Linked DNA regions of Mus musculus: regions 2, 3 and 4 are each linked to region 1. A link is a loop called in an ENCODE intact Hi-C map of the cell type or tissue named here. Cell type or tissue: heart. All regions are shown on one strand.

Evidence for each region. A loop is a pair of places that touch in the nucleus more often than their neighbours do. Peaks named below come from ENCODE experiments on the same cell type or tissue, not always from the same donor. Only the 100,000 strongest peaks of a DNase experiment are listed, where the experiment ranks them.
Region 2: a loop joins it to region 1, with 5 times the contacts of the local background. A loop is called at or near these places in 2 of 42 quality-filtered maps.
Region 3: it touches region 1 in a loop (2.3-fold over the local background); 2 of 42 quality-filtered maps call a loop at or near these places.
Region 4: it touches region 1 in a loop (11-fold over the local background); 7 of 42 quality-filtered maps call a loop at or near these places.

The regions. Positions count from the first base shown.
Region 1 is chr6:30,076,630-30,084,629 of GRCm38, reverse strand. The region is part of intron 1 of Nrf1 (nuclear respiratory factor 1); the gene reads right to left. Among named protein-coding and RNA genes, the nearest start is that of Nrf1, 33 kb to the right of the region's middle. In heart, a CTCF peak has its summit at 3,078 (motif pointing right); no DNase peak of the experiment used is centred here; H3K27ac peaks cover 1,923 bases.
Region 2 is chr6:29,707,628-29,715,627 of GRCm38, reverse strand. It overlaps Tspan33 (tetraspanin 33), which reads right to left. Exons shown (of 8, transcript NM_146173.3): 2 at 5,630-5,687; 3 at 4,914-5,041; 4 at 4,538-4,612; 5 at 2,094-2,189. Among named protein-coding and RNA genes, the nearest start is that of Tspan33, 17 kb to the right of the region's middle. In heart, a CTCF peak has its summit at 3,394 (motif pointing left); no DNase peak of the experiment used is centred here; H3K27ac peaks cover 251 bases; H3K27me3 peaks cover 1,182 bases.
Region 3 is chr6:29,952,633-29,960,632 of GRCm38, reverse strand. Strip2 (striatin interacting protein 2) reads right to left here. Exons shown (of 21, transcript NM_177204.3): 19 at 7,180-7,284; 20 at 4,997-5,201; 21 at 952-3,975. The coding sequence ends at 3,725. All of the region lies in intron 1 of Gm52897 (a long non-coding RNA gene), which reads left to right. Among named protein-coding and RNA genes, the nearest start is that of Gm31103, 7.8 kb to the left of the region's middle. In heart, no CTCF peak of the experiment used is centred here; no DNase peak of the experiment used is centred here.
Region 4 is chr6:29,829,781-29,837,780 of GRCm38, reverse strand. All of the region lies in intron 1 of Ahcyl2 (S-adenosylhomocysteine hydrolase-like 2), which reads right to left. Among named protein-coding and RNA genes, the nearest start is that of Ahcyl2, 65 kb to the right of the region's middle. In heart, a CTCF peak has its summit at 4,016 (motif pointing left); no DNase peak of the experiment used is centred here.

The sequences.
Region 1 (8,000 bases):
AAGTCTAGAACACAGTTCCCAACACATAATTGTAATGTTAATTATGATGCAAGCCTACACGCTGGCATCTGCCTTTCCTAGCTCACTTCCCAGTCTCACATGCACTGTTCACTGTGCCTCCTCCATTTCTTCACATCGAGACACCTGTTTGAGGCTTCTGACTCTATCTGAGAACTTTGTGCTATGACACGACATGTTATATTAATCTGAGCAGGAAACACCGTCTTAAGACATAAAGTGAGAACGCCAACACACTTAAAACTTTGTGATAGTGTACAAAATGGAGAAGGGGGGGGGAGGAAGAGGGAGTGCCAGCTCATGTTTTCTGAACCAGAAAAGCAAAATGGTCTATCCCACTACGACAGTGGTGTTCAGCAAACTACCCAAAACTTGATTTAAAAATTATTATTCCTGGGGAGTGGAGAAATAAATAGATCTATGGTTAAGAGTACTGCTCCACCAGAGGACAGGGTTTGGTTCCCAGTACTCACAAGCATCTATAAATCCAGCTCCAGGGTATCTTAAGCTTCTGGTTTCTTCAGGCACCCACCCACATTCACATGCACATGCTCATGCACAGACACTAACTTTAAAAAAATGAGGACATGGCAGCAGTAACAGCAACCTCTGCACTGGCAGGCAGGCTAAGGGATAAAGATCCAGACCAGCCTGGGCTGCATAGTTGAAGGCCAGCTTGATCTGTATCAGCGGTTCTGAGATTGTGACCCCTTTGGGCGTCAAATGACTGTTTCATAGGGTCACCTAAGACCACCTTCATATCAGATATTTACGATTCATAATAGTAACTAAATTAGTTATGAAGTAGCATTTTATGATTGAGAATCACAACATAAGGAACTCTACTAAGGGTTGAAGCATTAGGAAGGTTGAGAATCACTGGTGTATATAAAATGAGACATTACCTCAAAAATATGAATGAGTGAATGAATGAATGAAAGAAACTCTCTATTACCAAACTGTAAGAGGTTGCGAGTGTCTGCTTTTCCCCTGCAGAACCAGGGAGCAGTGGCAGAGAACACAGCAGGACTGTCTTAGTTTCCAGCACCCTGCTGACATGACCTCTATGAAGTACCTAGGGAGCTGCTGGAATTTGGAGGAGCCCATCAAGGGGCTTAAATTCAGTCTAATCCACACATAATGGATGAGATTAAGTGAAGAGTATTTAAAAATCAAGGAGAAAGAAGATCAGGCCAGGAAATCTAATCAAAGCATAACAAAGTATAAAAGAGAGCATTAGTCTAATCAATAGCATTATCATTTCAAAAGAAAAAGGGTAATCAGCAAGAATGGTCTAAAAATCAGTCCAAGCGGTGCCCACAGGGAAAAGAGGCTCAAGTTACACTCCTAGATACATCTGGAACCTAAAATTCTTCACTAAGTTAGAACTCATGCTCAAAAGTCAATGAAATCTTCCAGACCTAAATTATACAATCATAGATAGATAGATAGATAGATAGATAGATAGATAGATAGATAGATAGATAAGATGCTCGGTGGGTAAAAGGTATTTGCCACCAAGCCTGACAACCTGAATTCAGAGGGCTCCTGCAAGTTGTCTTCTGATATTTACACCATGGCATGTGCACACATAAAAAATATAAATATAATTTTTATAATTAGAAGAACTAATGAAGTCAGGTGGCAGTGGCACATGCTTTTAGTTCCAGGACTAGAGAGGCAAAGAAAGGCAGGCAGATCTGTGCATTTGAGGCCAACCTGGTTTACAGAGTGAGTTCCAGGACAGCCAGGGTTACAGAGAAACTGTGTCAAAAAATCAAAACCAAACCAAAGCAAACAAAACCAATCAGCACCATAGCACCCAAACCCTAATGCTACCAAACAGAACATAGAGGTGAATACAGAGCTGACAAAGCAGCAAGCGAGGGGGAGAGGCGAGAAAGTAGGCAGGAGCAATGCAGCCCAACCTTCAAGATGAAGAAAGCTGCAGATGAGATGGATTAATATTACCATATAATTATTAGAAAAGGAGCAGACAGGAATGGAATAGTGGAACTTACTCACAGGGAGTCAGTGTGGTATAAAGTACTAAAGGGAAAATTACAGGAGTAAGTGTGGGATTTAAGGTTAGCAAGTGACCAATAAGAAGTCAGCCTACACAGCACGCAGGCAAAGGATGACTGGTGCATCTGGGGAGATGGCAAGGAGGGCTGCAGTCAACATTCACTCTGCTCAGGTCATTATGTAAGTCACAAGTTCCATGCAGATCACTTACTCCTGTAATTTTCCCTTTAGTGCTTTAGACCAGGGGTAACTGAAACCATAAGAAACAAAACCATGGGGTGAGGGCTGCCATGCCTACCTATCCTATACTGAAAATCACTGACAGGTAGTGACCACATTCTCCTGGGTGGTCAGTACTCATAGTTCTATTATTACTAGTGCTGGTACTACTAGGACAACAACAACGACAATGACTACGACTACTGCTTCTTAGACACGGGCCCCAAGATCTGGACAGTCTTCTCTCTATCCACCTCATAGCCACTTCAACACAGAGCCTCACTGCTCCAATATGGTGGCTATGAGTACACTCTGAAGCCACAGTAGTGGCTCTGGCACTTACTAACATATTACACAAGTTTCATTTGGTGTCTTTGCTCTAGTTTCATCATATATAGGTGGAGAACAGATAGAATTGTCGTGAAGCCCAAATGAGTTGCTCATACTCACCAATGGGGTGTGCATGCAATGATTCACAAGTTCACACATAACTGCAGGTATAAAGCTGCCTCAAGTTATACTATACTTCTTTCCTTTTAAAGAAGAAATAATGCTTACAGATCACTTTAAGAGTTTTGACCACACATACAGAGACCTATATCAAAAAGCAAGTCTTCAGTTGCTGTTTTTAAATCTTGGGTCCTTTGGAGAATGGTAAAATATACAGACAGGGAGGGAAAGCACGAGAGGAAGAAGTGGGGGTGGGGATGGTGGGAAGGAAGGAAAGAGACTTGCAAAATTGTTTTAGGGCTCTTTGACTGTAACCAAATGAAAATCAGAACATTCCAAGACTGCATTGCTTCAAAGTGTAAGCACTAGATGGTGCCACAACCAAAGGAAAAAGTGAAGTGTGGAGAATACACAGGGAAGGCCAAGTCCTTAAAATGTTCAACTAGAACACACCTCCACAGAAAAGAATAGTTAGGGCTAGAGAGATGGCTCACTGGTGAAGAGCATTTGGTGCCGTGCAGAGGACTCAGGTTAGATTCCTAGTAGCTCACCCCAGTTTCAGGGGATCCAATAGGCACGCACATAGCACACATTCATATGTGCAGGCAAAACCATTTCTACACAGAAAGTAAATAAACACATTTAAATCTTTAAATAACGACCAGTTAGGCTAATCCACTTCACCAAATGCTTTAAAGACATGCCTACTCTTTTGTAGGCTCTAGACTTTGCCAACTAACAGAACTTTCAGCAGTGACATTTTTGACCTGTCATGTACAAGGTTAACAGCCACTACATACCTGAAGCCATTGACCATATTGAAATGTGACTATTGTGACTTAAGGATTAAAGGTTTCAAGTCAATTTAACTTTAATAATGTTTATGTTAATGTGGTTTTTAGCTTCTATAATGAATGGGGCAGTCTACATTCTATTTTTATTTTGAAAGGACTTGCTTCTTTTTTTTTTTTAAAGATTTTTTATTTATTATTATATGTAAGTACACTGTAGCTGTCTTCAGACACTCCAGAAGAGGGAGTCAGATCTCGTTACGGATGGTTGTGAGCCACCATGTGGTTGCTGGGACCTGAACTCCGGACCTTCGGAAGAGCAGTCGGGTGCTCTTACCCACTGAGCCATCTCACCAGCCCGACTTGCTTCTAATTATAGACCACTATATCATTGTCTCATGGGCTGGTCCAGGGTCCCCCAGCACATATGTCTGGCCTCAGTGAGAGAGGATGACCTAATTCTGTAGACTTGATGCCCCAGGAAGGGAGATGCCTGGGGACGGGGGTAAGGATACAAAATCAAAAGCCTTTATTTCCTATAAAGATCTTACATACCACACAAAGGCTTAAACCTCTAGATTATAATAGTTTTAAAATCATGTGTATGTGTACACATGAATATGCATGTGTATGCTGGTGCCCACAGAGGTCACAGGGGTGGTGTCAGAACCAACCCCTGAAACTACAGTTCCAAGTGAGGCATCTGTTGTGGGTACCGGAAACCAAAATCTAGTCCTCTGGAATTCTCCTACTGCTAAACTGTTTCATTTCTCTAGGCCCTATAACAACTTTTATTAAAGTACCTACTGAAAGGCTGAGTCAATAAGAAAGTAGGCAGTGCCATTTTTTAAAAAGGAACAGTCGCATTCTAGCAAGAACCGTCAAGGGCTAAGTAAAGCAACGCCGTGAGGACAGGGCTGTCAGGCAGTGTGAAGGACACAGTCTTTAGGCTCCAGAATGACAGAAAAGTGCTACAGCTTGAGAAAGCACATGGCATGGGACAGAGGTGACAATGAACACCCAGACAGCAGACACTGAGGGAGTTTGTAACCAAAGCCAACACAGCCCTCTGTGTTCAATCTTTCACACCAGATTCTTTAAGCAACTTACTACACAAAAATGTGGCTAATGCTCACCCACCTGTCAGAGGGGAAGCACTCTTCTACTCTCAGTACTGCAGCACCGCTTACAGCCAGTATCTGGCACAGAACCCCCAATGAAATAGGTGACAATGATAAAAAGAATTAGGAAGATGTATTTTTTGTCAAGTACAGTGCGTAGCACAGGCCTTTAATACCAGCCCTCAGGAGGCAAAGGCATGTAGATCTCTATGAGTTCCAACCAGCTAGAGCTACATAGTAAGACCCTGCTTCAAGAAAAAGATAGAAAGGGAAATAAACATGGGTCGCCAAAGCTTTCTATGCCTTGTTTAGAAGGCTATGGAAGGGAAGTATGAGCAATCACTTGGTGACTGAGTCCAACACAGCTAGCTACTCTGGCTCTTCCAGCTTGGTCGGCAAGCACGGTAAGTTCCAGGCCAGTCAAGGATACATAGTAAGACCCTGTCTCAAGAGAGGCAGGGGTAGGGAGGAAGGGAGGAAGGGAAGAAGGGAGGGAGGGAGGGAGGGAGGGAGGGAGGGAGGGAGGGAGGGAAGTAGGGAAAGAAGGAAAAGAAAATACATTTCAAACACATAAATGCTTAAAAGGCAGGCGAGTGGCTAAAGCTATACCTGTTTTGGGAAGGCTGTAGAGGGGAAGTTTGGTGTGATTAACCAACCACTTGGTGACTGGGTCTGAATACAGCTGCTTGGCTCTTTTTGTAGAATAATTGTTTGTCTGCAGCTGCTCCCAAATTACCAAAAATCAAATAAATAGCTGTCATGTGATAGCAGGATTAAAGGCTGCCTCAATTTCCATTAAGGAGAAATAACATAAATGGCCACAAGCACCGCCCCTCAGTCTGAGACCAGCACAAAGGCCACTTTTATTCAGACCCCGTACACTGTGAAATAGCATTGTGGCCTGGCTGCTTCTGGGGCAGGCCTCCCTTAATTCTGCTGGATCTGTCACCATACAATCAACACTCACGGAAAGCTGTTTCCTAATTTCTGAAAAACAGTTCAATGCATGAATTTTCTTCTCTCTCTCTCTCTCTCTCTCTCTCTCCCTCATTGGTTCTTTGTTGTTTTGTTAGTTTTTTTGTTGTTGTCGTTTTTGTTTGTTTGTTTTTTTGAGACACAGTCTCACTATGTAGCTCTGGCTGTCCTGGAACTCACTATGCAGACCAGGCCTGCCTCGAACACACAGAAATCCACCTGCCTCTCTGTCTCTTGGGTGCTGGGATTAAAGAAAGGCATGAGCTACCACAGCAACCTCTTTGGGGAGTGTCACTACATAAAACAAGCTGGCCTTGTACTCAGTAGCTAACCTTGAGCACCAGACCTTGCTGACTCCACACCCCTGTGCTGGGTTGTAGGTATAGGCTCAATGATACTGTCATGACTTTAAATTGAGATAACTGGGGGCTGGTGAGATGGCTCGGTGGGTAAGAGCCCCCGACTGCTCTTCCAAAGGTCCGGAGTTCAAATCCCAGCAACCACATGGTCGCTCACAACCATCTGGAGATCTGACTCCCTCTTCTGGAGTGTCTGAAGACAGCTACAGTGTACTTACATATAATAAATAAATAATAATAATAATAAAAACATTAAAAACACACAACACACACATACACACAACCAGAAAAACAAAAACAAAAACAAATGTGAGATCTAAATTGAGATAACTGAGCCAATGAGTTCTTTTCTGCATAAAATTAGGAGGTTAGCTCAATTAGTACACTGCTTGCTGTAGGAACTGAAACCCACCCACCCACATACAAGTGGGCGTGGCAGGCAGCACCTGTGACTATGATCCCAGTCCTGGGGACAAGGATAGGGTCTTAGAGGAGTGGAGCTCTGGAGTTGGGAATCCCTGAAGCTCTCTGGCCAGTCAGCCTTCCCCGATGGATGAGATCCATGTTTAATAAGATTCCCTATCTCAAAAAGTAAGGGGAGCAATGCAGGAAGGCACCCAAAGTCAACTTTGGGACCACACCCACAGGCGTGTGTGCACACCTACACAAGTGTGTACACGCGTATGCAAATGCATGTGTACCTACGAGCATGTGCAAATATACATGAACAAGTACATAAGCCACACAAAAAAACCATGGGAGTTATAGATTAGAGTTAGAGATATTATAAATGCCAATGCCATTCATTCATCTGGAATCTGCAATTCAATCCCTTATTCATTCATTCATTCATTCATTCAACAAATATGAGTTCTTGTAAGACATTATAATATCACTTTAGAGTGCATATTCTGAGAAAAACTGTGACCCTCAACTCTCACTTTCTATTTTTATTTTAAACAATATCTTCTTATAGAAATAACACATGTTCTCTGACACACCCCAAGAGGAAACAAAATAAAAAATTAAAAGCATCTTAAATCACTACTGAGAACACCTTTGCCGGTCTGCTGTGTGTCCTTGTTTTTCTAATATTTACACTCAGTCTTTGTGCCTGGGCATTTGGCCTGTGTCTATGTATGTACACCACACGAGTACCTGACACCTGCAAAGGGCAGAGGAGGGCATCAGATCCATGGAACTGAAGTTACAAATGGTTGTGAGCTACCATGTATGTGGGTGCTAGGAAAAGAAGCTGGGTCCTCTGAAAGAAAGAGCAGCAAGTGCTCTCTTACTTACTGAGCCAGCCACCTCCCCAGTCTTTTCTAGTTTCCTAATGTGCTGTTTTGAGCTACAGCTGGCCTATATTGTCTTTTTTTTTTTTTTAAGTTTTCTTACTTTGTGTGCGTGTTTCCTGGTTCCCTGGGAGGCCAGGAGACTCAGATCTCTGGAGCTAGTTACAGGTGGCTGTGAGCTACTAAAAAGCGGGAACTAAGCCACAGTCCTTTGTACATATCTTGTACTTTTTGCATTTGATACAAAGTAAGAAAATTCCTCACACTCTTAACATGTTTTGTATCATTCTAAAACTTTTAGTTAGTCCTAGCTTAGTGGCACAAACCTGAAATCCCAGCACTTGAGACATGATGGCAGGTTGCTATGAAGCAAAACTGAGGCCAGACTGAGCTGCACAAAGCATCTTCATCGAAAAGCAAACAGGAAAAAAGCTGAGCATATCCACTGCAAAGAAGGCACAGTAGGGGCCAAAAAGATGGCTCAGCAGTTAAGAGCACTTGCTGTTCTTGTGGAAGACCCAAGTTTGGTTTCCAGCTCACCACCATCTGTGAATCCAGTTCTGGGAGATCTGAGCCATTTTTTGGCCTCTGGGGGCACCAGGTATGCACAGCTCACAGACATTCAGACAGTCAAACATCCACATACATAAAAGTAAACAAACAAAACCCCCAAAACGAAACTTGTATTATAAGTTTATAATTTTTTCAAAAGAATGTCTAAAGTCGGTCAGTGGTGACACACACCTT
Region 2 (8,000 bases), 370 kb after region 1:
CATACAGCATGGATGACACCTGACAACATGCCAAGTAAGAGTAGTCAGTCATGACAGGACACATAGGTATAATCCCATTCACAGGCTGTTATATTCACAGGGGGTTGAATGGTGGTGGCCTCCACGAGAGGGAAATGGAAAGAGTTTAATGGGCACAGTTCAGCAGGGAAAGAAGGAAAGGTGTGTGTGTGTGTGTGTGTGTGTGTGTGTGTGTGTGTGTGTGTGTGTGTGTGTGCGCCTGTGTGTACACGTGCCATGGCGTATAAGGAAAGGCCAGATGACGACTTTTGGGAGTTAGTTCCCCCCTTCCACAGTGGATTCCTGGAATCAAGCTCAGGCTCTCTGTCCGGGTTTTATAAAAAGCACGTTCAGGCTCGAGAGATGGCTCAGCGGTTAAGAGCATTGATTGCTCTTCCAAAGGTCCTGAGTTCAAATCCCAGCAACCACATGGTGGCTCACAACCATCCGTAATGAGGTCTGATGCCCTCTTCTGGTGTGTCTGAGGACAGCTGCAGTGTACTTATATATAACAATTTAAAAAGCAGGTTCACCCACTGAGCTGTTTCACTGTCCTGAAGAGATTTTTGCCTGGTTTTGTTGTTGAGATGGGGGTTCCTGTAACCAGCTGGCCTGAAACTCAATATGAAGCCAAGTCTAGCTTTGAACTGCTAATCTTTCCAATTCCATCTTTTCAAATAGAAGGGACAGTGTGCACTACCATACAGGCAAAGATGGAAAAGTTCCGCTAACAGATGGTGGTTATGGCTACATACAGTATGATTGCCCCCTCTTTTTTTTTTTTTTTAGAAGATTTATTTATTTATTATATGTAAGTACACTGTAGCTGTCTTCAGAAGAGGGAGTCGGATCTCGTTACGGATGGTTGTGAGCCACCATGTGGTTTGCTGGGATTTGAACTCAGGACCTTCAGAAGAGCAGTCGGGTACTCTTACCGGCTGAGCCATCTCACCAGCCAACCCCCTCCTTTTTTAAAGATTTATTTATTTTATTTATATGAGTAACTATCTTCAGACATACCAGAAGAAGGCATCAGATCCCATTACAGATGGTTGTGAGCTACTATGTGGTTGCTGGGAATTGCAGGACCTCTAGAATAGCAGTCAGTACTCTTAACCACTGAGTGATCTCTCCAGCCCAATGTTTCCCCTTCTATGCTGGGATTGAACCTAGGGCCTCAAACATACGAGGCAGGTGCTCATCTCTGAGCTATAACCCCAGCGTCTCAGTAGTTACTCAGGCTGTCCCTGAACTGACTGAATAACCCAGGTAGGCCCTGAACTCTGTCTTAGCCTCCCAACTAAGAAGGATTACAAGTTGTGTCAATACATCCACTTAATGTAAATCTTTTTAATACATAAAATGGCAAATTCTGGGTTATGGGTATATCTCAGTGTTGTAGAGTATTTGTCCATGGTGTTCACAGCTCTGGGTTCTACTCCTGATTTTACAAAACCAAGCAAAACAAAACAAAATGGCCTTTGCTTTTGTTTTCTGTTTGTTTGAGACAGGATTTTACTGTGTAGCCCCAGCTGTCCCAGAATTCACTCTATAGACCTAGAAGTCAGAGACCCACCTGCTCTTGTGTCTCCAGAGTGCTAGGATTAAAGGTGTGTGCCACCACCACCTGGCACAAAATAGTATTTTTTGATTACATATATTTGGTCACAATTTTTAATGTGATATATAATAAATTTTGACTGTTCCTCATTCCCCTATAGGTAATCCCTTACAATTTTTTTAATTCTTCCAGAATCTTTCTGTAAGACTAATAATCTTTCCTTTCTTCTTCTTTATATAAGCATATATATTATATATATGTATCATATGTATATATTGTAATATATACATCTGTGTATATATACACATATGTATATGTATATTATGTATATATGCAATGCTATATGTAACATTCTATGCCCTTAGCAGTACCTGCCCCCACAAAGCCCTTCTTAGAATACATTATTTATCAGGTAAAAGAAGTCCATTGGCCTGGAGAGTGAGGCGTTTCTTGCAGTAACATTTTTACCCCTACCCACAGGGCACTGGGTGATCACGCCACACTTGGCTGCTACCTTCTTCTGGCCAAAGTCGATGAGGTTCTGCAGATCCAGGTCATCTCGATAATGCACGATAGCATTGTTGATGATCTCGCTCACTTTCCCCCGAGCCTGCCAGACACAATCAGGACACAGGATTAATTCATAATTATTAATCCCTTCAGAAATAACAGCAAACCCAGATCAGCATTTGCGGTGGTTTGAATAAAAATGTCCCCCATTGTCTCAGATGTCTGAGTGCCTAGTTGGTGGCACTGGGTGGGGAGGTGTAGGTAGTGTGGCTTTGTTGAAGGAAGTATGTCACTAGGTGTGGGCTTTGAGGTTTAAAAGCTACATGCCATTCCCAAGACACTCTGTTTCCTGCCTGTTCAGGGCGTGAGTTCTCAGCATCCTACATCTGCCACCATACCCGTTGTGGCTGCCACGTCTCCCCACTACGCCAGACTTACCCCTTTGGATCGGTAAGCCCAAAGAGACTCTTCTAAGTTTCCTTGACCATGGTGCTTTATCACAGCATTGGGAGAGTCACCAACACTACTGGTTGTGTCTTTTGCTCTCCTTTCCAGATACCTCTATGGTTTACTGTCACAGCACATTTTGTAGGGTCAGAGGCCCAGGGTAGCCTTTCCCTCCCTCGTGCCAGGTTCCAGAGGATCAGCACAGGCTTGGTAAGGTTCTCCCCCTTCTCTGGGTGCATGCTAACAGCCACTAAAGCTGGTGCAGCCAAACAGCCCTAAGTCCCTGCGTACTGTCCCGGCTCCAGTCTCCACCATACATATCTATGCCCTGCCACCAGCTCCTATGCCCGCCTCCCTTTTTATACAATGGATAGCCCTATCTCACCCTGTGGGTCATTAACTCACTAGAGAGCCTCACTCTACCAAAATTCATCCCAAGGCCTAAAAACTGAGAAGCCCTGTCACTGTCAGGCCCATGTCACTAAAAGGTATTAGTAACTGCCTCCCAAGAGTTTGGGGGGGGGGCAGGGAATCACAGACTAAAATTAAAATTGGGGCAGCTACCAATTCATATTCCCTCAGCTCATCTTTAATCTGAAGGAGATCTTGCAAGGGAAGACGTTGGTTGCTTCAGGCCCATCCACTCTGCCCTGGGTGTACCAGTGGACCAGGGCAACAGTGCTCCTGACATCACAGCTTCTCAGAACGGTCCTTCAGAACAATGCAGTGTTATCTACCTCTACCTACCTCTATCTACCTCTGCGTAGTAGTACCCAGAATACTTGTTGACTGGTGCAGTGAGGGAATTTTGTTTTGTTTTAGCAGGAAGGGGCTCACTAAGTGGAGACACTGACCTCTAGTGGACACAAGAAATCTGCTCTTTAGACTGAGATCTACTTCATTAAGCCAGAAGGACTTGTCAACTACAAATCAGCTCAGCAGCTCCTAGTTGCTTGTACCATGGTCTATCTCTGCTCAACTACTTTTTCCTAGGGCTTTGTGTGTGTTTGTTATTGAGACAGGGTTTCTCTATATAGCCCCAGCTGTCAGAACTCACTATGTAGATCAGGCTGGCCTGGATTGCCTCTAGAGCACTGGGATCAAAGGTGTGTGCCACCACACCTGGCTTCTGTTCCTGTGACATTATTTCATAGTCTTGTATTTTATTCCTGGTAGCTATTTATAACTTGAGAATGGAATTCTGATTCATTTTTCTCCCCCCCCCCCCTTTTTTGGGAGGGAGGTGTTGTTTTGTTTTCAAGGTGGGGTCTTATTAGGTAGCTCAGGTTGGTCTGGAATGCACTCTGTAGACCAGGCTGTCCAGGAACTCAGAGATCCACCTGCCTTTGCCTCCTGAATGCTAGGAATAAAGGGATACACCAATACACCTTGCTACACTTTTCCTCCTTTTTAAAAAATAGACAGATTTCTCACTACTAGTAGTCCCATCTACACTGGAACTTACAAGGTAGACAGTGCTGGACTCAAACTAGTGGAAATCACTCTGCCTCCAGTTTCCCAGTGCTGGGATTAAAGGAAATGCTGGTTCTTAATTAGGACTGTTGCCTCGGGCAGCCGACCTCCAGATGCGGGAAGCATGGTTCAGAACAGGGTCTGCCTTCCCTCTGCTTCCCACAGCTAGTTCAATAAACAGGGTTTGAGTAACAGTCTCTTCAAGTTGTCTGTGGTTTTGATCCCTGGGTGCTACTTAGTTGTTTACCATTTAAGTATGTAGGTTATTTTAATGTTCCTCATGTTTATTGATTCCCCCCTTCACCCCACCCCACCCCCCACCATGGCATCAGGTTGTCAAAGGAAAACACCTTATAGTCATGAAATTCTCTTTAAATAGATTGATGTTAAAGGCCATTTATCCATCCCTAGGGGGAACCTTTCAAAGGCTGATGCTTCCCAGGGGAAAATGTGCTGTGGTTAATTAATCAGTAGGAACTTCCCCTTCCTCCCTCTGGTACCCAGAGGCCTCCAGGCTCCCAGTGTTACCTTGTCTGAGAAGACGAAGCCCAGGATGCCAGCAGCCAGCTGCAGCAGGAACACGATGGTGAGGCAGAGGGAGAACTATGGCAAGACAAGGAACAGCGTCACTGCTCTGGGAAGCAGCCCTTTCCAGGGCCAATGAGAGGCAGCTAGACTCTTCTCCACACCCCCAATACAACAAAGATTCCTGCCTCTAGGACAATGCTATGGAGGTGGCCACCCTACGCTGCCACCCAGAGCAGAACTCTGCATCGAGGGGCGGACAGCACAGGGTAGGATGCGACAGAGGGGACAGAATGGACCTCTATAGGATGGCAGAGGGGAGCAGGAAGCACAAGGAAGACGAGCAAGCAAGGCTTTTCTGCACGGCCTGACCACTCACCGTCTGCAGAAGGCAGATGTTCTCCCGAAGGGATCCGATACAGCCGCAGAAGGTGAGCAGGAACATGAGGACGCCCACCACGATCAGCAGGATAGCAGGGTCCACCGCCAGACAAGCCAAGGCTGCTTCTGGGAGAGAGGCTGACCCTCAGCCGGAGTCTGCTGCCCACTGAGGGGGCTCCCAGGAAAGGATGAGGGTGTACCCAAACTTTCTTCCTGTTCTGGGGGGAACCTCCTTGTCTGGTGGAGATTATGGGAAAGACCTCCTCACAGGAAAGAACAAGAGTGTGCTGGAGGAGTCCTGGCATGTAACTTGAAGAACTAGGGAAAGCCTTCATTCCAGCATCACGAGTGGAGCAGCCGCTTTTGCTCCAGAGATGACTTAGAGCGGCACTGGGCTCACTGGCTGGGCGAATTCCTAGATGCTCTGCAGGGGAATTAAGGTTGAGTTACTTCAGGACACACTGGGGGCGGGGGGGGGGCAAGTCCTTGACTGCTCTCTGCTTCTACAGACCTAGCTTCGCTCCAGGGCTTAGATCAGACAGATCTTGGGAGGGGGTGGGGGCTCAGGAAAACCCACGGGAACTGCCAATCTGAAGTGGCCCAGTAAGACTGGGTTCAGGGGGCTGCTCCTCTGACCTCAGCCCAGGACCAGCGCTGGAGCAGGCCAGAGGTGCAGCAAGGGTGAGGAGAGGCAGAGGGAGACCTATAACCCACCTGCGTGCTTCATTAGCCTGGCATAGACACCCACGGCCACCATGACCATGGAGATTACCTGTGGGAACAGGAGAGGAGTCAGGAGAGGCCAGGTTTCCAGGCACAGGTGCAGCTATCCCCTACCCAACACCGCTAAGGGTGCTTCCACTCCCCAGCACTTTCTCCTTCATTCTCTATAACACAATCATCTTGTGAGACAGATAGTGTCCGCATTTCACAGATGGAGGAATCAAGACAGTACAAGTTTAGTATAGAACAAACAGTGATTAAAAACAGGCTTCCAGACAGGTCTGGAGGTATAACTCAGGGCTACAGCACAAGGCTTTGGGTTCAATCACAAACACCAAAACTTACACACACACACACACACGCACACGCACACGTACACACACACACACACACACAGAGACACAATTAAAACAAAGCATGGCCTTCTGAGAGATTCAAATACTGAACTCCATTTGGGACAGCCGTTGCCATTGATTTCTGCATGTGAAGACGGCATTAAGGACAAGGGACAGGTGTGATGACTTATGGCATTTAATTTCAGCATTTATGAGGCTGAGATGGGAGACAAGATTCAAGGCCAGCCTGTGTTACAGTGCAAGAGCCTGCCTCAAAACCAATTTTTTTTTCACATGTGACTGTTTTCACGTGTCTGTGCAGGTGCCCACTGAAGCCAGAAGAGGGCACAGAGATCCTTGGATCTGGTGTTAGAGATGAAGGTGTTCGTGAAATGTTTTGTGTGGGAGCTGGAATCTAAACTCCAGGCAGGTCCTGAGTTACAGCAGTAAACATTCTTAACCACTGAGCCATTTCTCCAGCCAAAACTATCTAAAATATGATCATAACTTTATTTTTCTTTTTTCTCTTTCTCCCTCCTCTCCCCTTTCCTTATTGGTTTTTCAAGACAGGGTTTCTCTGAGTAGCCCTGGCTGTCCTCGAACTCAGAGATCTGCCTGCCTCTATCTCCCAAGTGTTGGGATTTAAGGTGTGAGCTATCATTGCCTGACTAAACTTATGTTTCTTATGTCTTAAAAAATGTTTTAGGGGCTGGAGACAAGTTTCAGCAATTAAGAGCACTTGTGTTTGCAGAGAGCCTGGCTTAAGGTCCTAGCACCCACACGCCAGCTCACAACCACCTGCAACTCCAGTCGGTTACCTCTGGCCTCTGAGGGCACTTACACACATGCAGGCAAAATGCTCACATGCATATAAATAAAAACAAGTTCGTTTCCATTTTTGACATCTGTCTATGTGTGAGCTCCTGCTGCAGCACACACGTGAAGGAAGAGCACAGCTGCGGGCGCTGATTTTCTCCTTCTGCTCTGTGTCCCAGGATCACACTCGGGCTGAGTGTCAGCCTTGGCTACAGACACCTTTACCCACTAAGCCATATCGTCAGTCCGGAAAAAAAAATGTTGTGAGAGTTGAATAAAATAATGCTTGGAAATCACCTAAATTTCTGACACTGAATACTATATACCATCACCAACAGGACTATATAGGATGTGTTCAATTCTGAATTCTAACTCACCTACATCAAAAGGCAGGCAGGTCTTCCTGGCAGACGCAGACTCTAGCTAACTCCATTGGAAGCCAAGGATAAAAGTACACACCAATGTGAAAGGCAGGAGTGTGCTTACTGGCTCTACCATAGAAAGGAATCTTTATAAACTCTGATTCCAATATGGAAGAAGACAATTTAAGCCTTACAAATTTCATGGCTCCTCCCTGTAAGAGCAAAGCCCATGAGAGGTTCCCAGGGGCCCCCAGAGGGGTCTTTCTTTCCAAGGCTCCCAAGAGTGCCTGGTAGCCCCAGCTCTCCGCTCAGCTTCCAGCCCAGTTTCCAGGCTGGTGCTAAGCAGCAGCTCACTGTCACCATGGCAATAGATTAGGCCAGGCTCTGGCGGAGAGGTCTCAGCAGCAGGGGCTTGACCAGCTCAGGAGGGAAGGGTATAGCAGCTAGATCCCACATCCTGTGAGACAACACTCTGCAGGAAAGAGCCACCTGGGAGGTCTTCAGTGAGAGAAGGGAGCTGGGCCCTAGGTCAGGTAATGAGATTAAACTAGCCCTCTGTGAGGAAGACATTTTTCCATTTGGGAGTTATTTCTGAACATTCTTTACTATTTAGCAAAAGACAAGTATGTAGTTAATGCCAGGCCTGGGTTAAAAATAAGTCTTTGGAATGCTTCTTTGTGAATCCATAGTGCTATGGTTTCTTGGCCTTTTGGCTAAGATCAAGTGTGTGAGTCCATAGTGCTTTCTCCTGGCCACTTCTCAGATCCATCCTCTGACTCAGATCCAACATGCTCTCCTCACCCCCACCCAGGTCTGGCCCTTCCTCTGACTTGGGTCCAAATATTATTA
Region 3 (8,000 bases), 120 kb after region 1:
TGAGACCCTGCCTCAAAAACACAACAAAACAAATACAGTCTTGTTAAGATACCATTGACAAAACTTTGTATATGTTTAATATGTACAAAGATGCCCTGGTGTCAAGTGGTGGTGGCGCAGGCCCTTCATCCCAGCACTCAGGAGGCAGAGGCAGGCAGATCTCTAAGTTTGAGGCCAGCCTGGTCTACACAGTGAGAAACCCTGTCTTGAAAACCAGAAGAAAACAAACAAAACCCCCAAAAGGATGTTCTGGCGTATATCCACATTTGAAATGATCACTTTTAATTCAGAAGTCTCAGGGTCAACAGATTCTGCATCTATGTTAAGGTCAGCCTGGGAACCCTGTATGTGTGTGTGTGTATATATATATATATATATATATATATATATATATATAGAGAGAGAGAGAGAGAGAGAGAGAGATACTGCCCTAGACTAGACTTGATGAGATCCTGGACTTTAAGACTTCATTGGATAAGATTTGAAGCCTTCCCTGGGGAGGAACTGTGTGTATTTTGTGTAGAATAGGAACAGATATTCATTAGCATGACCATAAAGGCATTACACTACCCCGTACCTGTCAGTCTCTGGGTAGAGTATGCTCTTCTGGCTGAGAGCTAGGCTTGTCCATGTGAGCTGATTGCATGGCATCAGTCAACAGCAGGAGCTCTGAAATGTACTTACACAGTATGGTTTGCTTCCTGCTTTTGCCTTTTCAGAATTAAACAGTATGTGCTAGGAACATCCATTCAGCCTTATGCCAGAATAAGAATAATTTCAGAGAAAAGCCAATCCAGAATCTAAGGTGAGCCAAGTAGCTGGCTCCAGACCCATGATGACGAAATAAACATTTGTTACATCATTCAGGTTTGGAGTTCTATATTTATCCTGTATCCTTTTCTATTTAACACGACTTTAAGGTTATCTTACATTAAAGAACTAAAGACCAGATTTCTTAAGTCCAGGTTTTTCTTTTTATTAAAGTGTTCAGTGAGATGAACAATATTATCAATCAACATAAACTTCATGGAAATATTCACAAAGAAAGTCCTTATATTATAAATCATACAAATGGCATGCTTCTATGTGGAAACTGTAATCACCATTAAATGCTGGTTAATCTGAAGCTATTCCTAACCACATATGCTATCTCTCAAACTGGGAGATCTAACCCAGTTATCTTAGACATAGGGCTCGCTGTGGATACCAGAAAGTTAGCCACAGCAAGTTGTGGGGAAAATGTGATTTAAGTTAATCATTCTTTTTCTTGCAAGGTGTAATAGTTTTTCCATCTGCATTGAGAATTAATATTCTCAAGAGTTATAAATAATAAAATACAACATATTAAAGCTTAGTATACTTCTGTGCCTCAGAAAGCATTTATGTGTTTTTTTTAAAAGGCAACTAATTTTTTCTTTACAGAATTGAATATAACTTTAAAGTAGATTGGTAATAACTCTGTTTCCTGGAAAATTATCTTTTACTCAGAAATTAAAATCATAGTAGCCTGACCCTAGATGAATAAAGTTGCCTGATGCTACATTCAGTAAGCTGTTTGAAATGAGGATTGCTGTCATGCTTTGATACAATTTGCAAATTATTTTAAGATACTTCATCTGTTACGTACTTCACATTCTCTGCCATTTTCCACAGTAGGAAACCCTGCTACCCGAAGCACAGAGGTACTGATAGCTCCCTTGGATAATGTTGGTCTCTATAGTGACCTAAAATGAGACTGTGCTTGACAAAGGGAAGAGTAAATGAGCCAGTCTGGACCAGCTCTCTAGGAATAAAGTGTCCTTGTGCTATCATAAAAAGATTCATTAGTGCCTGGGCAGTGAGGAGACCTTTAAAATGAAAAGGTTCAAAGACTAAAATTGAAAAGCAGAAGATAAAAATGTGATTTTTCTATGTAGGAGGAATAAAGACTCCTCCGTGAAATATATGATACTTCCAGTACAAACCACATTGAAACTGCTAGCAGTTAAAAAAAAGAGAGAGAGAGAGAAAGGGTAAAAAACAATAACCATGGGAGAGAAAATTAAACTGGTGCTATTGCTTCTCATTAAAAAAATCAGCTAACATGGACAAATTTCAGTAAATAAAACCTCCTATAATCATTTAAAATGAACTTGTTGGAGGTGGTGGCCCAGGCCTGTGACACTCAGCAGACAGAGGAAGGAGGATCACTCCAAGTTCAAGGCCAGCCTGGCTGTACAGTAAGGTCTGGCCTAGCCAGGGCTGCAAAGCCGGATCTGCCTGGCTCCCATGGCCACTCAGGTGAAGATCTGGGCTTATATTAGACAGTAATTTTCTGCAGTGCACTCAGCTGTTTAAAAACATGAAAGAGTGGAAAATCCTATAGTAGAGCCTCAAACTGAAGGACAGAACTCAAGTGAGCTGCAGCCAAGACAGAAGTAACCGGGATTCTCAGCGACAACTCCAAGTTTGTCCTGCTGAGATGAATCCTCTGGGTTCACCTATGAGCAGTTCCAGGAGCTAAGAAAGCACTTTGAGAAAGACTGCCACCAAAGAGGAGACTCTGGAAGCCTAGGCTGACGCACTCAAACTGACAAAAGGAGACACCAGGATTTGGTTCTTCAGGAAAAGGCGTGAGATGAAGCTCAAGCGGTTGTCTAAGGCCCGCAAGAATTGGAAACTGTGCTGTCGCCACTGTACATCAGGAGGGACTACCAGGCAGAACCCCAGAGTCCTCTCAAAATGACTCTGGACTCCCCGAATCTTTGGAAGCCTTCATGAGTCTTCCACTCTCTTCTGGGTACCGACGCAGAGATGGCATGTCACAGGATTCCGGACTCCCTGGCATAGGCTCTTTTCGTTAATGTTTTTTCAACTTCCTTCTTGGGGCAGGGGGCTGTTGGGTTTTACGTCTGTAGATGGTACATGAGTAATAAAGCTGGCATTCATAGGAAAAAACTGAAGTACTTTGTAAAAAGTCTAAGCTATTCCTAGAGAAGGCCATATTATATTAATTGTGGTTCTTTTCAAATGATGAAGCATTCAATGTGCTATAGAAAATACACATGAAATAATTTTTTACATTGAACACAGAGCTCTTAAGGAAAAAAAAAACCCTACACAGTATGCTGTTCTGGAACATGCAGTGTTTTGGAAACAGTCATCCTTTATAAAGATGCAGTGCTCTCAAACCATCTTAGAACCAATGATGATTTTATGAAGAGATGAGCATCAACATTTGAAGTGTGAAATACAGTCTAAAGTTGGTTTTGCTAAATGATACGTCCCAGGCATTTTGAGTGGGCAAGAAGACAAGGCTTATTTTATGGCCTGTCCCTATCCCCCTGCTGGAGATGAATGTCGTGGGTCAAATGCCATGACAAACTTCCTTTCACTATTGTGGCTGACAAAAGTGAGCAGGGTTCTAGGCAAGATTAAAGCAGGTTTCCAAGAGTCTGTCCAGGTCTGATCCATCGGGAGATTTGAAGGCCAACTAGGCACCTAGCTGAGCCTAGGGCAAGTTGATCCATTTGCTTTGACTCAGGACCCCAGTCTTGCAACCACCTTTGAGTCTATTGGTATCCAGAATAGCCCTGAACTATGCTGGGTGTCTGTCTGTGCTGGATGCTGGGCTGGAACTGCCCTTGACACACATTCCTAGAGTTCAGTATGAAGGCTGAGTGGGCAGGACAGGCAAAGCACATTACTGGAGCCAACCTCCGTCCGCTGCGTTGCTGACAAGAGCTCAGTGATTCTGGAGCAGCTCCTCCCAGCAGATGGGCTGTGAGAACACCTCTCTCTCCAGCCAGAGCTCATAGGAATAATGGAAATCTTCAGGCAGATCTAGCCTCTGCCCCAGCACGCTCTGCAAGCAGTTATCCACAGGTGAGAATTCTGAGTCCTGAGGCTTATCATATCGGCGGCTGTTAAAAGCCTCAATGTTGGCCCTCAGGGTACATTCTTCTGCTTGGAAGTCCCATGGTCTGGCATCGATGTCTGACATAGGAAGAGAGGAAGAAAAAGATACATACAACTCAGGATGTTACTCCCCTCCGCAGAGCATGGTCTATGGGTTCCTAACAGTGAAACTGCTCAAAATGTTCTTTTAAGAGCTATATATAAAGTAGACACATAGCATGCCTACAGGTTTTTAAAGTATTCATATGCTCACATATAAACTAACATATACAGAAACGATCTTTGGCAGATTAGAAACTGCTGAGAAAGGAGATAAGAGGGCTTAGTATTGTAATCTCTTGCTTATTTCTTTCTAGTAATTTATTTATTTATTTATTTATTTATTTTTTTAAAGATTTATTTATTTATTATATGTAAGTACACTGTAGCTGTCCTCAGATACTCCAGAAGAGGGCATCAGATTTCGTTACGGATGGTTGTGAGCCACCATGTGGTTGCTGGGATTTGAACTCGGGACCTTCAGAAGAGCAGTCGGTGCTCTTAACCACTGAGCCATCTCGCCAGCCCCGTAATTTATTATAATTGTTAAGAGCAATTAAATTCCTCTTATTGAGCTTTCCATAGTGGGTGAAAAGAGGAGATGGAAGCAGAACATGAAGAGTCAGTCTGGACCAACTCAGCCGGGCATGGTGGTGCATGCCTTCAGTCTTAGCATTTGGAGGGCAGATGCAGGCAGATCTCCTGAGTCTGAGGTCAGCCTAGTCTATATAGCAAGTTCTAGGACAGCCAGGGCTACATAGCGAGACTATGTCTCAAATAAAACAAAACAACAAAGCTAAAACAAAAACTATAAGGAGGCAAACATTTTACCACATCATAAAGTTTATATCATATTTAGGGGCTCAGGAGATGGCAAAGGGACCTAACTTCGGATCATGAGACCTACATAAAAGCCAGGTGCAGCAGTATGCATTTATAACCACGGTGCTGCAGGAGCAGAGACAGGAGAATCCCGGGAGCTCAGTGGCCAGTCAGCCTAGCCAATTAAGGAGCTCCACGTTCACTAAGAACCCCTACCATCTACTTTGGGAATACTCACCATTCCCATAAGCCCAGTCATCATTCATGCGGTGGCGCACTTTCTGGTAAATGGCTGACATGGTCTTCATGTTGCTTTTTCTCCACTGGCGCCCAAGGTACTTGGTCTGTATCTTTAGTAGCTTCAGGACATAAAGTTGTAGCATGGCCTGTTTGACTTTGAGAGCTCGCTTTAAGATTGGAGCTGACTTAAACACCACTAACATCTGCCCAATGAAACAGGGACGGGGTAACAAATAGTCCATCATCATGTGAAGTTTCTTAGGATTTCCAACTCAGACCATATAAACAAGCCTGGCTATCCTAAGAGACCCAAGTATCTTGAATTGAATGAAACATAAAATTCAATTTTTATGTCCAGATTTCTAAATACCAATAGCATATTACTGAGTGACTGTAAATGAGATACCTATTTTGTCTGCCAATAACTTAAGTCCATGAACTTTAAATACTCTACGCAAGAGTTAGTCTTCAACAATACAGAAGACCTGTATAAGGAGTTTGAGGATAGCCTGGGGTGAGTGAAACACTGTCTAACACACACACACACACACACACACACACACACACACACACACACACACATTAAGCTACACACAATGGCACATGCCTGCAATCACAATATTCAGAGGCTAATCATGAGTTCAAAGCCAGTTTTGTGATATACAACAAAACCAAGAACTAATTCATGTAAAGTTTATAATATTCACACTAGAAAGACTGCTTAGCATCTAAGAACACTTGTTGCTCTTCTAGAGGACCTGGGTTCTATTCCCAGCATCCTCATCATAGTTCACAACCATCCGTAACTCCATTTCCATAGGATCCAATGCCTTCTTCTGACCTCTGTGGGTACCAAGTACAGAGTGGTACACATATATACATGAAGGCAAAACACAAATAAAATGGATAAATCTAAAAAATTTAAAAATTATAATATATAATTAAAAACAAAGATTATCTGACATATATACCATTTCCACTATTACTAGTTTCTTGTGTATCATTGGAGATAATTTCTTTTTTTTGAGACGGGGTTTCTCTGTGTAGTCTTGGCTGTCCTAAACCTTGCTCTGTTGCCAGGCTGGCTTCAAACTCCTGAGTGCTGGGATTAAAGGCACGGGCCATCACCACCTGGTCTTTTTGTTGTTTTCTTAAGATTTAAAACTATTTAGTTAAATTTTGTCACATGTATACATGTACGTGTTTTACACGTGTGTGCAAACACTTCATAGTACTCATATAGAAGTCAGTGGACAGCTTCTAGCTTTCTCCTCCCACTATGGGGTCACCAGGCACGCATGGCAAGCACTTTTGCCAGCTGAGCCATTCCGCTGGCCCTAGAGAAAATTTTTGTTTATAGATATATCACATATATATTATTTTTATATTTTAACACAATAGCCAACCACACTGTTCAATATCTTGCTTAAAATTTTTTTTAATTTGTGTGTGTGTTCATGTGTGCACACACAAGAATATGAGTATGTTAGTGACAAGAGGCATTGGCTCTCCCTGCAGCTGAAGTTACAGGCAGACGTGAACTGCCTCATGGCAGTGCTAGGAACCAAACTTGGGTTCTCTGCAAGAACAGCATATGCTCTTAACAACTGAGCCATCTCCCTAATCCCCACATCTCACAGGATCTCTCTCTATAGACCAGGCTAGCCTTGAAGTCACAGAGCTCTTCCTTGCCTCTTCTTACCCAGTGCTGGGATTAAAGGCCTCGTTTAATTTAATTATATAATTTGAAAATTATTCCACACCAGCAGAGAAATGCCTTATTCTTTCAAGTGGTTTTATCATAGTTTACTGTAAGGGTACATCCTAATTTACTTAAGCAGTTGGTCCTTGTTGATGAACACTTAGGTTCTTTCCAGACTCATTGTTACAAGCAACATTGCAATGAATATTAGGCTTGCTTCGTTTTGGGGATGTGTAAGTATAATCAAATGTGGTTGGCATCCCTTGTTAGAGCCGCCTTAAGAGTATCTGTATTTAGCTCCCTGGAAAGAAACAGATTGGTGGGTACTCATCTTGGAATAAGCGCCCAGAGTTAGGAAGTGCAGAAGTGCAGTTAAATACACCAGTTAACCACAGAGCTTTCCAATAGGCAACGTACATATGCTAACAATGCACACAATTCAGTTGAGTGGACGTTTCTGTGATCTAAAGCCCTCTTACCATGGTCCTGGAATGCTTCCATTTGGTCAGCTTATTGAGCAGCCTCAGGAGGTTGATGCAGGAAAAGAGGTTCCTCCAGCAGAACTGGCTATTGTCTCCGGCTTCCTGAAATAATGAATATCATCATCTCAAAACCCAAGCGACTTCCATTCCCCTAGAAGACTGCATGTCTCTGTCGGTCAGCTCGGGTGAATATCCAGCAGGAAACACTGCCTCTTTACTCCTGCCCTTTACACGCTAAATCTCATTTCTGAGGGCATACCATCCTTCACCCGAAAACTTAGGCTGAGCATGGAGCTCAGTAACAGGGCACTTGCAGGACTGTGTGCCTGAATCCCAACCAAACAAGACAAATGAATAAACAGAAAACAAATAAAACACTCAACTGACAAGCCTGCGAGAGTTTTGGGGGTGGGGGTAGGGGTTGAGGCAGGGTTTCTCTGTGTAACCCTGGCTGTCCTGGAACTTGCTCTGTAGACCAGGCTGGCCTTGAACTCAGGATCCACCTGCCTCTGTCTCCTGAGTGCTAGTATTGAAGGGGTACACTCCCATTGCCTGGCCCTACAAGACTCTTTATCTAGAGCAAGTATTGGTTAGAAAGGCAATACAGAAACACAGGAATTTGACTCAAGCACATTATCACTTAGAAACAGAGATGCTATGTTTACTGCTGTAATCTTTGTGCTCGTGTAAGCGATGTTTGTAATTGCAAGAAGTTTGTTGTCATTCTGGGGGACTGTAAACTATATGGGTTGAGCTGGCTCTACCTCATGGGATCCAGGGATCAAATTCAGATTGTCAGACTTGTTTGTGGCAAGTGC
Region 4 (8,000 bases), 250 kb after region 1:
GTTCTGTTCTTTCTGTCCTTTCTCGGTTCCCTTCCTCCATCCCCTGCCCCCCCACCCCCATGTGGTATCCCTCCCCACTTGGTATATGCAGGTGCTTGCATCCATGCATGGAAATGCAGAAGACAAAGTAGAAATTAGGACATCTACTCTATTGCTTTCCACCTCATTCCCTTGAGATGGTGTCTCTCACTGAACTTGTGACTGTAAAGGCCACAGCAGGAGGCAGACCACCTTCCTCTATAGCACTCCACATGACTGACCTGAGACAGGGTCACTGAACTGGAAGCTCACTAATTTCTTAGCTCCAGCTAACCAGCATCAATAGTCCCAGTAATGCAAAGTTTTTGCTTTAGTAGTTCTGGTATCTTGTTAATCACAGCTACTCTTTAGCCCCAGCTAACCAGAACCACAGAATCTTCACAATCAAATTAGCAATGGCCCTGAAAAGAGTCTTTAATCTTCCCTCTTGAAATTTCACAAGCCAGGCTTCCATCTTCTGCAGTGTTCTCAACATTATCTTCCAAGCTCCTACACAACATCCGACAGAGCTCTTAACACAGACTGGATCTTCTGGCCCAAAGTTCCAAAGTCCTTTCACAGTCCTCCCCAAAACATGGTCAAGTTGTCACAGGAATACCCCACTCCTGGTACCAATTTGTCTTAGTCAGGGTTTCTATTCCTGCACAAACATCATGACCAAGAAGCAAGTTAGGGAGGAAAGGGTTTATTCATTCGGCTTACACTTCCACACCAAAGGAAGTCAGGACTGGAACAAGCAGGTCAAAAACAGAAGCTGATGCAGAATCCATGGAGGAATGTTCTTTACTGGCTTGCTTCCCCTGGCTTGCTCAGCCTGCTCTCTTATAGAACCAAGACTACCAGCCCAGAGATGGCACCACCCACAAGGAGACCTCCCCCCTTGATCACTAATTGAGAAAATGCCTTGCAGCTGGATCTCGTGGAGGCATTTCCCCAACTGAAGCTTCTTTTTCTGTGATAACTCCAGCTGTGTCAAGTTGACACACAAAACTAGCCAGTATAGGAAACAAGTAGGCATGTCAAGTGATTAACTCAAGATCACAGCTAATTTGAGACCCAAATTCAGGCACCTTTGTACTCGTTATCTGACATGGCCTAGCCTCAGATGTTGGCTGAACATGTGGACTCCTTTTAAACCCTGAACTCCCTGCTGCCAAGAATCCCATCCTCTACTGCATTTTGAAGCAATAGATAAAAATAGGTAAAAATGCTAGAGATTAGATTCTGAGAAACTGGGTTGAGGAAAGTAAAGTAGGTCATAATTCAAACTTAAGATAAACAAAAAGGTACTAAAGCAAGTCTGAGTTGTGTAGAATATCACTCACAGGGTTAGATCTAATTTCCTCCTTTCACAAAACAGAGCAGAGCAAAAGGCTTTGTTTGTTTGTTTGATGGCACGTTACCTCTGCCTCGGAAGAGCCACCTGGAGCATCTTGTACAGCCCTGTCATCAGTAACCTGACTTCTTTCCCAGCATAAAAAGAACTCATGTCTATTCAGCACAGAGTTGGCTGGTTGGCAAGTGCTCTCACATATCTACACACAAAATCTGCAATTTCATTCCTTGGTTCAGACTTAGGTCTTTGCCTAATGGTTATTCTAAGCATAAAGGTTTTTCTTGGTTTATAACCACAGCTCTAATTGTAGAAATGGAAAAAGCCCAAAGTTCATCCTTTTCACTTCATTTTACAGATAAGAAACTGAGGCCCATAGATTATGTTACCTGTCATGAACACGAGATAATCAGAAAATACCTGGAACCTCAAGATAAAAGGTACATGGAGCACAATGGAATCACAGTCTTTTCCTGCCTATAGGGAAAAGCAACCAACAACCTATGGCAGAACACTCTCAGTGGAAGAAAACAGCATAGCAGCTTAAGTTAATCTGTTGTAACCTTTGAAGACGGATTACCTTTAACTATGTGTAGGTGTGTGTGTGCACATGATATGTGCATGTGAGTACAGATGTCTGAGAAGGCAAGAGGCAGTAGATCACAGAGCTGGAATTAGACGGTGATCTGCCTGACATGGGGCTGGGCCCTCCAGAAGAGCAGCAGTGTTCTTAAGCACTGAGCTACCTAGTCATCCCTGTGTAGGAGTCAAGGGATCTGCCTTAGAAATCTGATGACAGCAATAGTCAACCTGTGTCTAACCCTTTCCTTCTGCATCTGACTCTTCTCTCTGGAGGGAAGTCCTGTTTGTGTATGCCTTTTTAGAGACTTCTTTGCATAAGAGATTTTTGTGTGGACAGGTCTGGTGTTTCTTTTCCTACAAAATGGCAATGTCTTACCATATAGCTCTACTCTCAGTAGCTATAGAGAGTCTCTGTCTTTAACATCTGCATGTTTCTCCATTTTATAGAAATAGCCAATATTTACTTAACCAGTCACCAAGCAATAGACACTTCAGTTGTTCACATCTTTTACAATCTGTTACTATGATATAATGCTATAACATTCTTTTTTAAGAGAATTTTTGATCAGGTGTGGTGGCACACACCTTTAATCTTAGCACTTAGATGGCAGGGGCATGTAGGTCACTGTGAGTTCAAGGCCAGCTTGGTCTACCATAGTGAGCTCCAGGACAGCCATGGCTACATAATGAGACACACACTATTTTGTTTGTACTATGTACTATATATATCCAGCCAGTCTTGCCTTGTTTGTGTGTCTATGGAAGAAGAGGCATACTCCTGCCATGATGTGTGTATATGTATCTGTGGAAGGACATGCTTGCCAGGGCGTGGACGGAGGGCAGAGACAACTTGCAGCAGTTCTCTCCTTTCCCCATGTGGATTCCAGGGGTTGATCTCAGATATTCAGGCTTGGTGGTCCTTTTATCCACTGGATCATGTGTGACAAGCATTTGTAGCACACATTTCCAGAAATTTTGTTTTTTTTTAATCTTTAAAAAATCTGCATGCAATTAGAAATGAAGGGATTCATCAGCCACAGAATAACCAACTTGTTCATCCCAGTTTTACACACGCATGGTTACAGTCTAAGATTTCTCTACCATCTCAGAACCTGTTTGAAATCCACAGGGAAAAGAGCTGTGGTAGTCAAAATGGATTAGTATATAGAATTTCCAAAGTGTCTAATTGCGGCACTTGGGAGCCTAAGGAAGAAAGATCAGGAGTTCTTGACTAGCTTGGGCTATACTGCTGAGACGACATTGCAAAAACATGTGTGTGTGTGTCTAAGTGCAGGTGCATGCCACACATGTGGAGGTCTGTTGTTTTCCACTGTGTACTTCAGGTGGCTGTACTATGAGCTTCAGAGAACTCTCCCCCACCTCCCCACCTTGTGGGTTCTAGGAATCCAAACTCCTCCAACCACTTTACCTACTGAGCCATTGCCCCAGACACTTTCGCAGTTTTTTGTTTGTTTGTTTGTTTCTATATGCACTAAGAAATTCTCATCTACACCAAGGTTATCAAGATTTTTTTTCTTTGCTTTTCCCATGTAATCTATAATCTATTTTTTTGGCTAATTCCTATGAAATGAGATAACAGTCAAAGCAGTCAAAGATCACCTTTCCTCCAAAGTGGATATATCTAATTGTTTTGCTGAGAATAATATCATTTTCCCATCGAATAACTCTGACTCCTTTGTGAAACACAATTCATTGTACAGCAGTGGGTCTACTCCTGCACTCTCTTTTTGGGACACTGACATACCTGCCCAGCCTGTTCCCCTAGGCTTAGTGCCAAGTATGGCATGAGAATGAGCTTAGAAACTGCACACTCCTCTGACATTTCTCCAAGTCATCACCTTCCTTTTCTTCTTTATAATTTGGTACAGTACAGCCTTCAATGTCAAAATTTCTTAATGATATATATGCTCAAATACAAAGTTATCCCTGAATGAAGATTTTATTATATGATACAGGCCAAAAAAGAAAACAATATGAAAGTCAGTCGGAATTCACTATGAACAGAGCACTAAACTCAATCAATACCTTTGTGCCCTCTGGTGGCAGGAAATAGTAGGAACCTGCCAATTAAGAAAGAAAACAAACACTTAATACATCAATAATATGACTGATATTTCCATGAAATCCTGATCCCGTCTCTGGCTCTCTTGTCATTTTTTTCAACTCTTCTAATACAAAAACTTTTCATTAAAAGCCACGCAGACAGAGATGGTCAAGTGTGACAACCTTCATTCAATTCCTAGAAAATACTTAAAATACAAGGAGAGAACAGACTTCACACATGTTGTTGTCCTATCTCTACATGCACACTGAACACAAACACAATAAAGACAACAACGATGATGATGATGATGGTAATAAATGAAGCAGGGCTAAATGAGCTCAATTGATAGAGTGCTTGCCTACTGCGCACAGTGCTCTGGGCTTGATGACCTGTAGCGCTGTGAGAGTGGAATCTACTCAGGATGGGAAGGCAGGAAGATCAGAAGGTCAAGGTCATCCTTGCTACTTAGCAAATTCAAGTCTAGTTTAGACTACTTGCAACAAAGGAGGAAGGGAGGGAGGGGAGTAGGACAGAAGGAGGAATCTGAGTAGAAGGGCAGAGAACAGAGAAGAGGTGAGGCTGGCCGGGGCTGCTGGCTGTGATGACTCTCCCAGTCCTTGGCTGAGATACTACAGGAGCAAGAGCCCAAGTTAGGGACAGCCAGGCTACACGGTGAGTTATAGGCAAGCTAGGACTCACTGCTAAACCCTATCTCAGGAAAAAAAAAAGGGGGGGGGGGGAATTGTTGTGTTTTAATCCAATGTAAATAGAGCAAAACAGAAAACCAGTTATAAAGACAAAACATTTGGATACATTCCTATACAAAAGAAATGAAGCCAGAGTTCAAAGGAACAGTAACAAGATTTTAGACAATTAAGAAAAATTGTAAATGAAGTGGTTTTAAAATATGTAGTCTCTATAAATTGTGAAAATATAACTAATAATATACATGTATACAATGTAATATACAATGTATAATATATATACAGAGATCAACAAAGATTACTGTTGGAGCGAGGGTGAGTAGGGAAAGAGACAATTTATAGAGCTATATATTTTAAATATATATAATAAATAGCCTTTAAAATTGAAGGTCATTCTTAAGAAGTCAAATAGTAAGTGTATGCTTCCACATGAACAACAAACATAGGTATCACGTGAATAGTCCTTTGCACAGAGCAGTGTGTTCTAACAGTTGATTATAATTAACTAACCTTTGTTAGGTCCCTCGGGGCACACAGACACACTGTAACACTCTCAAACCCACAGAAAGAAGGATACAATAAATTTAATTATCAATGTTTCTCTACATTTTAATCCTCTGAATTATACCCTAAGGTCTCCCTGCGAAGGAGGATGCTCCAAATGTCTGCTTTCTGCACAATGGGCTCAGGCAGGCTCTAGCCCCTTTAGTATCATCATTCCTATGGTATATCATAAACGTCCAGTGGATCATATCATCTCTCTCCTCTCAGGAGCCTTATTCTTAAGTCATTAAGTTTGTTTTCATGTTGGTATTCTCACCAACCCTTCCCGTCTCTATAACATGTTTATTTATTTTAGAGGCAGGCTCTCACTTGGTAACCGAAGCCACACTCAAACTCTGACAGTCCTGCCCTGAGTTTCCCCATGCTGAGATTATAGGCTCGCACCCTTGTGCTCATTCCTATTCTGAAGGAACCAATCTGTCTCCTCACTAATCTTCAAACTGCCTCATCTTTGGTTTCTCGTTTTTAAATCTATTATTCCAGTCACTTGGGTTTCAGACAGGAGTCAGTGCTGCACTTTCTTCTCCTAAAAGTGTATTTATTTTCATTAAAAAAAAAAAAAAAAAGCCGGGAAGTTGGCGCACGCCTTTAATCCCAGCACTTGGGAGGCAGAGGCAGGTGGATTTCTGAGTTCGAGGCCAGCCTGGTCTACAGAGTGAGTTCTAGGACATCCAGGGCTACAGAAAAACCCTGTCTCAAAAAACCAAAAAAAAAAAAAGTACAGCTGCAAAAACGTGTTCTGCTTTTTTGAGGGGAGCAGGGAGCAGTGCTGGGGCTCAGCCTGGAGCTCTGCGTGTAATAGGCAAGTGCTCTACTACTGTGCTACATCTCTAGCCCTACATGCTCCATTTCTTTTGACATTACCTTTGAGTAAATTGAACAGAGCACAGGAATCTAAGACAACTTTAATCTCTGGCAGTCTGCATCCAGCTGGTGGGTAGTAATGGTACTAGCTAGGACTGCAGACACTGCTCAGTTTCTCTTGTCTCCAGACTTTTGCACACAATTTCCTCAGTGGGAAATAAAAATGCCTTTCTGTGTCCTACTTACTTTCCACCTTCTTTCTCTTGTGCTGCCTAAGAGCATGGTGCTCTTACATGAAGCTCTGACAGCTGGAATTACTGCCTTGTGACTTACAGGCCATGCTCCTTTATGCTAGTATCTGTTACTTGAAGAATCTATTGGGAGACTTCCAAAATCATAAGAGATTTTATATTTCTTTTTATTTACACTACCTTACCCAAAATAAATTTCACAGGATAACTGTGTGCTGCTTTCACCCTAGAAATCCGTAAGGATCCTGTAAGAAAGCTTTGAGGACAAACAGCCATTTTCATGGCTATCCATGACTTGAATATACTCAAGTCTTCATTTCTATCTCACTCCTACAACAAAACTACTGCTCCAACCTACAGAGTATCCACACTCTAGCCCAAGCTAGCCTGGGGTTCACTAGGTGTCCCAAGCATGCTTCAAACTTACAGCAATCTTCCCGCCTTCACCTTTTTAGCAGTTATTTCTCTTATTGCTGAAATAAAATACTCAACAAAAGCAACTTAAGGAAGGGTGGATTTACTTGCGTTCACAGTTCAGGGGTATAGTCTTTATGGTATAGGAAAGTCCAGGGGTATAGTCTTTATGGTATAGGAAAGTTCAGGGTATACTCTTTATTGTATAGGAAAGTTCAGGGTATAGTCTTTATGGTATAGGAAAGTTCAGGGTATAGTCTTTATGGTATAGGAAAGTCCAGGGGTATAGTCTTTATGGTATAGGAAAGTTCAGGGGTATAGTCTTTATGGTATAGGAAAGTTCAGGGGTATAGGCTTTATGGTATAGGAAAGTTCAGGGTATAGTCTTTATGGTATAGGAAAGTTCAGGGTATAGTCTTTATGGTATAGGAAAGTTCAGGGGTATAGGCTTTATGGTATAGGAAAGTTCAGGGGTATAGGCTTTATGGTATAGGAAAGTCCAGGGGTATAGTCTTTATGGTATAGGAAAGTTCAGGGGTATAGGCTTTATGGTATAGGAAAGTCCAGGGGTATAGGCTTTATGGTATAGGAAAGTCCAGGGGTATAGGCTTTATGGTATAGGAAAGTTCAGGGTATAGGCTTTATGGTATAGGAAAGTTCAGGGTATAGTCTTTATGGTATAGGAAAGTTCAGGGGTATAGTCTTTATGGTATAGGAAAGTCCAGGGGTATAGGCTTTATGGTATAGGAAAGTCCAGAGGTATAGGCTTTATGGTATAGGAAAGTCAGGGTAGCAGGAACTTGAGGCAGCTGGTCACACTCTTTCAGGAAGCAGAGAGCAGCAGAAACTATTGTGCATTTCACAGCCTATGTGCCACCTACTCAGAGTTAAGGTAAATCTTCCCATCTTAGTTAACCTAACCTAAGTAATCCCTTACACGCATACCCAGGGGCTTAGATAATTTAGATGAACCACCACAGACATACCTTCTAGGTCAATGATTTTCAACCTGTGAGTTGTGACCTCTTTGGGAGTTGAATGACCCTTTATAGGAGTTACATATCAGATGTCTTGCATATCAGATATTTACATTCCAATTCACAACAATAGCAGAATTACAGTTATGAAGTTAACAACAACAGTAATTTTATGGTTGGGGGTCACTACAAGATGAGGATATATTAAAGGATTGAAGCATAAGGAAGGTTGCAAACCACTGTTCTAGCTGATCCTATCAAGTTGAT